2 separate regions of the Mus musculus genome follow, and region 1 is linked to region 2. The links are chromatin loops, found by intact Hi-C in ENCODE. Cell type or tissue: heart. All regions are shown on one strand.

The links. Peaks named below come from ENCODE experiments on the same cell type or tissue, not always from the same donor. Only the 100,000 strongest peaks of a DNase experiment are listed, where the experiment ranks them.
Region 1: a loop joins it to region 2, with 2.3 times the contacts of the local background. A loop is called at or near these places in 1 of 42 quality-filtered maps.

What each region holds. Positions count from the first base shown.
Region 1 is chr7:28,435,205-28,437,704 of GRCm38, reverse strand. It overlaps Samd4b (sterile alpha motif domain containing 4B), which reads left to right and starts at 1,514. Exons shown (of 13, transcript NM_175021.3): 1 at 1,514-1,567. It also overlaps a transcript of Gmfg not described here. In heart, CTCF peaks have their summits at 551, 849 and 1,048 (motif pointing left); DNase peaks (open chromatin) are centred at 564, 1,234 and 1,864; H3K4me3 peaks cover 2,500 bases; H3K27ac peaks cover 2,076 bases.
Region 2 is chr7:28,980,584-28,983,083 of GRCm38, reverse strand. Eif3k (eukaryotic translation initiation factor 3, subunit K) reads left to right here and starts at 1,196. Exons shown (of 8, transcript NM_028659.3): 1 at 1,196-1,410. The coding sequence starts at 1,352. Map4k1 (mitogen-activated protein kinase kinase kinase kinase 1) reads right to left here and starts at 230. Exons shown (of 32, transcript NM_008279.2): 1 at 30-230. The coding sequence starts at 128. In heart, a CTCF peak has its summit at 1,093; DNase peaks (open chromatin) are centred at 283 and 1,083; H3K4me3 peaks cover 2,239 bases; H3K27ac peaks cover 1,951 bases.

The sequences.
Region 1 (2,500 bases), 550 kb after region 2:
GTTGGTCTAGTACTCATTTCTTTTCTCAACTCATGTGCCCTCATTTCTCAGAATTCCGTCTGAGCCTTGTCTCCATTCACCCCTCATACCCTCCTTGGGATTGGTCACAAACTCCCACAACCTCAATTACCATCTCTAATGATCCTTAAATCCTGGTCTCCAGCCTCAATTTGTGCCCGAGGTGGGGCAATGGTCTTGACCTCAGTGTTGGCTGTCCCACATTGAGCTTCTCCTCTGGGACCCAATCTCCCAGAGGGCTTTGTCCTGGACTTTTCTCTTCCGCCCTGTGGCCAGCCAGTGGCAAAAGGCTAGTTCAATGGGCCACCTGAGTGTCCCGCCTACTTCGCACCTCCTCCCTCCCCAAGGTCCCTTCCAGATGCAACCCCGCCCCAACTCCCCAGGTAGCTCCCTGGGTTCTCTCTTCTGTGTCTCATTCCTTCTCACCCCACTTCCCTATGTAAGCTAGAGGCGTCCCTTCCAAACTCCCAAGTCCCCAAGACCTTACTGGCCCCGTCACTCTAGTCGCTGTGCCTTTAGCACAAGTGCATACTCCCTCCAGTGGCCAAACATCTAGCCGCAGCTCATTTCCTACCACTCCCTGTCGTAAATTCGACACTCCACCCTGACTGTATTTCTTGGAGTTCTCGGAACAAGCCACGTTGCTGTCACCCTTCTGGAGAGCCGGCCCCTTTCCAGTCAGTTCACCCCAGCGCAGGACAGTTTGTGGATGGACTAAGATCACGACAAGAGTGATGGAAGCAATCTCCATTTATTGACAGCCTCTTATGTGTGGGGTCTTATCTCTTTCCACCCTTAAAGGGTCGACCTCGCTCATCTTGAGGTGTCACTTGAGGCGCGGCCGATCGATACCAGGAGCCAGGAGGCAGCATTGTCATCCCAAAGGGCGATGGTACTACCGGACACAAACCCTGGGCGGGGTGTGACCGAGGGGCGGAGAGGAGGGGGTCCTTGAACGCCAGAATGAGGAATTGTGACTGGGTTCGCCGCTACTGAGTTAGACCGGCGCGAGACTGCCCCCTGCGGGTCCGTAGGTCCAATCGCGGGCTTCGCCAGACCGTTGCCCGGGGCAACGCGGCGCGCGCCCCTCCTCTTCCCGGCCCTCTGCTCTCCGCCCGGGGCCTGTCCGTCTGTCCGTCACCTTCTCGTCAGACCAATCGTAGTGAGGAGGGGGCGGGCCTCTCAGGCCTCCTTCCAGCCCTGTCGCTCCCCTCCAGGCCAAGACCCCGCCTTTCTTGCCGCACACCTCCCACCCTTCGGTCTGCCCTCGCCGCCAGTTGGCTGGGCTCACCGTCTGTCAATAGGGTGTGAGCTAATGCTGGCGCACAGTGGCCCTCCGGGGCGGGGCCAGGGGCGGTGACGCACGGCGCGGTGACGCAGCGCGACGGCGGCGGCGGCGGCGGCGGCGGTGGTCGGTGCGGGAGGAGGGAGGGGAGCTCTCGGGCCAGAGAGGGGGCGACGGCGGCGGCGGCGGCGGCGGCAGCGGCGCGGGTGGCGGCGGCTGCCCGAGGAGGTGCGGGTGGCGGCGGCGGCGGCGGAGGCCGAGGCGGTGAGTCTCGGGCAAGGCCGGGCCGGCGGGCGCGGGGCGGCGGCGGTCGAGGCGCGCGGCGCTCCCCTCAGGGCGACCCAGGCCGCGCGGCCGGCCCCGCCCCCTCAGGGACCCCGCGCCGCGGGCTGCGGCGGGCGGCTGACTCGGGCCTCGGGAGGCCGGAGGATCCTGGAGGACCCCTTAGGGTTCCGCACTCAGCCCGTTTCTCCCTACCCGGGCCCCTTCCTCAGTTTCCCTCCCAAACCGTCACGCCCTGGGGCTAGCCGAGGGGCCGGGCCCGGGGACTTCTGTCCTGACTCGGCACACATCTGCCTGGTCCTCCCGCACGACTCCAGCGGCCTCCCCGGAGACCACCCTCAGCTTTCAACTGCCTCCTCTGGGGACGCTCCCTGTGGATCCCCGCCCTTTGGTCCTTGGTTCTCTCCTCACATCTTCCTCCTGAATCGCAACACATTCCTTGGTGGCTACTCGTCATCTGTCTTCACAGCACAGATATTCCAGGCATCTCCCCCAGGAAGAACCTTAAAGCCCCTAAACCGCCCCCAGATACTCTCTGCATCTAACCCCCCCCCCATCTGCATCACATATTCAAGTCATCTCTCCTTCAGACTTCTTCAAATACCCCCAAGAATTTACCCTTCTACCTCTCCCCATTCCAAAAGTCTTAGAGATTTTCACTCTTATCCCCAAATTCTTCAGGATGTCCCTGGTGAACACTACATCATCCTTAAAGAGCTTGCATATCCCAGAACAGTCGTCCTCAGATACTCAGGAAGTGCTCTTAGATGCCAAAACTCACCTAGAGGACCCTCTCCTCTCCTCTCTTTGCTTCCACCTCCTATATACGCCCTGTCCTCTTCTCATATTTCTTAGACCCTTCTATAGATTTCCAAACTCATGTTACACAAATATTCCCCAGCTTGGAATGCTCTA
Region 2 (2,500 bases):
TGGTGGAGGAGACAGAAGGGCTTTCTCACCTTGAATACTTCTCCATAAGTTCCACCACCCAGTCGTTGCAGTAGATCATAGTGTTCTCGAGGGTCCTTATTAAAAATGTCGGGGTCCACAAGGGCCATTCCTGGAGGCCGGGGCTGGGCCAGTGCCCAGGGGGCCAACAGGGCCTCAGGGTTCAAGCTTTGGTATTACCTTCTGTCTCCACACAAGTCCTGGGCCCGCCTTGACTCTGTGGGCTGTGGCCTTCCCCCTCCCCACTCTCGCTTCCTGCCCCAGCTGCAGGGCTGTGCAGAGGGCTGCACAGAGGGCTCCACCCCCGTCCCCTGGGTTCTGAGAGTTTGATCGCCTTGGGACCCATGGGACTCCCCTTTACCCACTGAAGGACACTATGTAAATAAGATGCAAAAGTTCTTAAATGCAACCTGGGGCTGACCTAGCACCCTCTCCCCAACACTCTATTTTGGGAGGAGTCATAGGTTACGGTTGAACCTCTGCTGGGTTCTTGAAGATCTGGAATCAAGCCAGAGGTTGCAGGTCTGCACAAAGCTGGCTAGGTTTCACAGAAGACCTGTTTACTCGTGACACATGCATGTGACTTAAGTGACAGCTGAGCTCAGGGCACCTGCCCGCATGGCACATGTCTGTGCAACGCTTCAAACGTGTAGGGAATCTGTGGCAGACGTGGAACACTTGTTAGTAGCCCCTACGCAGAGCCGATGGAGACTACAGGTGTCTTTTGCCTTCCCGGCCTCCTAACAGCACTGTAGCAGTACGGAACCGAGTGGGGACCAGCGAGGAAGTGAAGATACATACAAGATGCTGTCTCAGGCACCCAAGTCGGAGACAAGAAGGGCTTCAGAGAGCATCTCCCACCCGACTAAACTCAAAGAAAAGGAAACAGCAACCCTTCACGGGGCTAAACGCTTAAGGCTACGCATGCGTAGAGAAAATAAAGTCTCCTTTCCCCGTACAACTCCAGCGCACGCGCGTCAGAAGCTTAAGTACTAAGTTTGCGCGGCCCGGGAAAAGCTTAGCCCGCCTCCTGGCGCCTGCGTAGTAAGGCAGACTAAACCTTTTCTCACGCTATTGGTCTCTTTTAAGTGAGCTCATTGCGCATGCGCAAGTTACAACTGCTGGAAGGAAATCACGTGGTAGACAAAAAAAAAAAAAAAAAAAAACAACCGGCGCTGGTGCTGAAAGCGCCTTTCCCTTTGCCTTCCTTGTAGGAGCTGGAGGGAGGGTGTGACGCAGGTTCCGCTTCCTACACCTCTCTTCCGGTCCTCTAGTGCTAAGCACCGTGCCTGGTGTTCGACTCCAGCTGAGGCTGCCGAAGGCAACAGTGATCATGGCGATGTTTGAGCAGATGAGAGCGAACGTGGGCAAGTTGCTCAAGGGTATCGACAGGTCTGAATTCCGCTGAAGGGCGCTCTCTGGCCAAGCGGGGTGGAGAAGACGGGGAGCCAGCCAGGGGTGGCCAGGGCTCCACGCTCCTCCAGAGATGGAGTTTCTCCAAGTTTCTCTCCGTCCCTCAACTTTACCTTTTCTGCTGCCACAGACTCCCGGTGTCTTTTAGTCTCTTCCTTCTCTGTCCTTGTGGACCATCCTACATAGTGTTTTCTGATGTCTATTTGGCCAGTGGGGACCGGAGGTGATGGAAACGGGAACCGGTCCTGCGTTCCTGGACTTAGGTTCCCATTCCATCCTGGCGACAACCCCATTCAGCAGATAGTGACAATAAGGAGCGATCAGGGCCTGGTCAGGTCAAGCCACGTATTGAGATAGGCAGGAGAGGATGGAACTGGGTCAGAACGGGATCGAAGAGAAGGTGTTCAGGAAAACATACGGGCTGCAGAGACTGACTGAGGTTGGAGGCATCCTAGACATGACCAGGGGCTCAAGTAGGGCTAGCTAGAGGCCCATGTTAGGAAAAACATTTACTGGATGTTGTACAGTTAATTGATCAGCTATCTGGGTAGTTCCAGTGGGTGGGACTAACTTATTTATTTTAAGATCGAATGAATGTAATAAAGCTTCCTACAGATTTATTTAAAAAGAAAATAGCAAAGTGAGGAATATCCCATGGCCAGAATAAAAGCTGTAGGAAGAAGAGAGTGATTTCAGGTTAACAAATTACAGTGGTCCCTAAGGACTAGCCTCTGTTCTTCTCTTTGTTTACTCATGTCTGTCTGTGTAGTTATCTCCCTATCTTCCCCCCCCCTTTTTTTGTTTGTTTGTTTGTTTGTTTTTTGAGACAGGGTTTCTCTGTGTAGCCCTGGCTGTCCTGGAACTCACTCTGTAGACTAGGCTGGTCTCGAACTCAGAAATCCGCCTGCCTCTGCCTCCCAAGTGCTGGGACTAAAGGCGTGCGCCACCACTGCTCGGCTCCCTTTTTCCTTTTGAGACAGGTTTTCACTATTAATTGCAGACTAGCTTCAAACTTGCAATCCTCCTGTCCTGCCTCAGCCTCCTAGGTGCTGGGATGAAAGGCATGTAA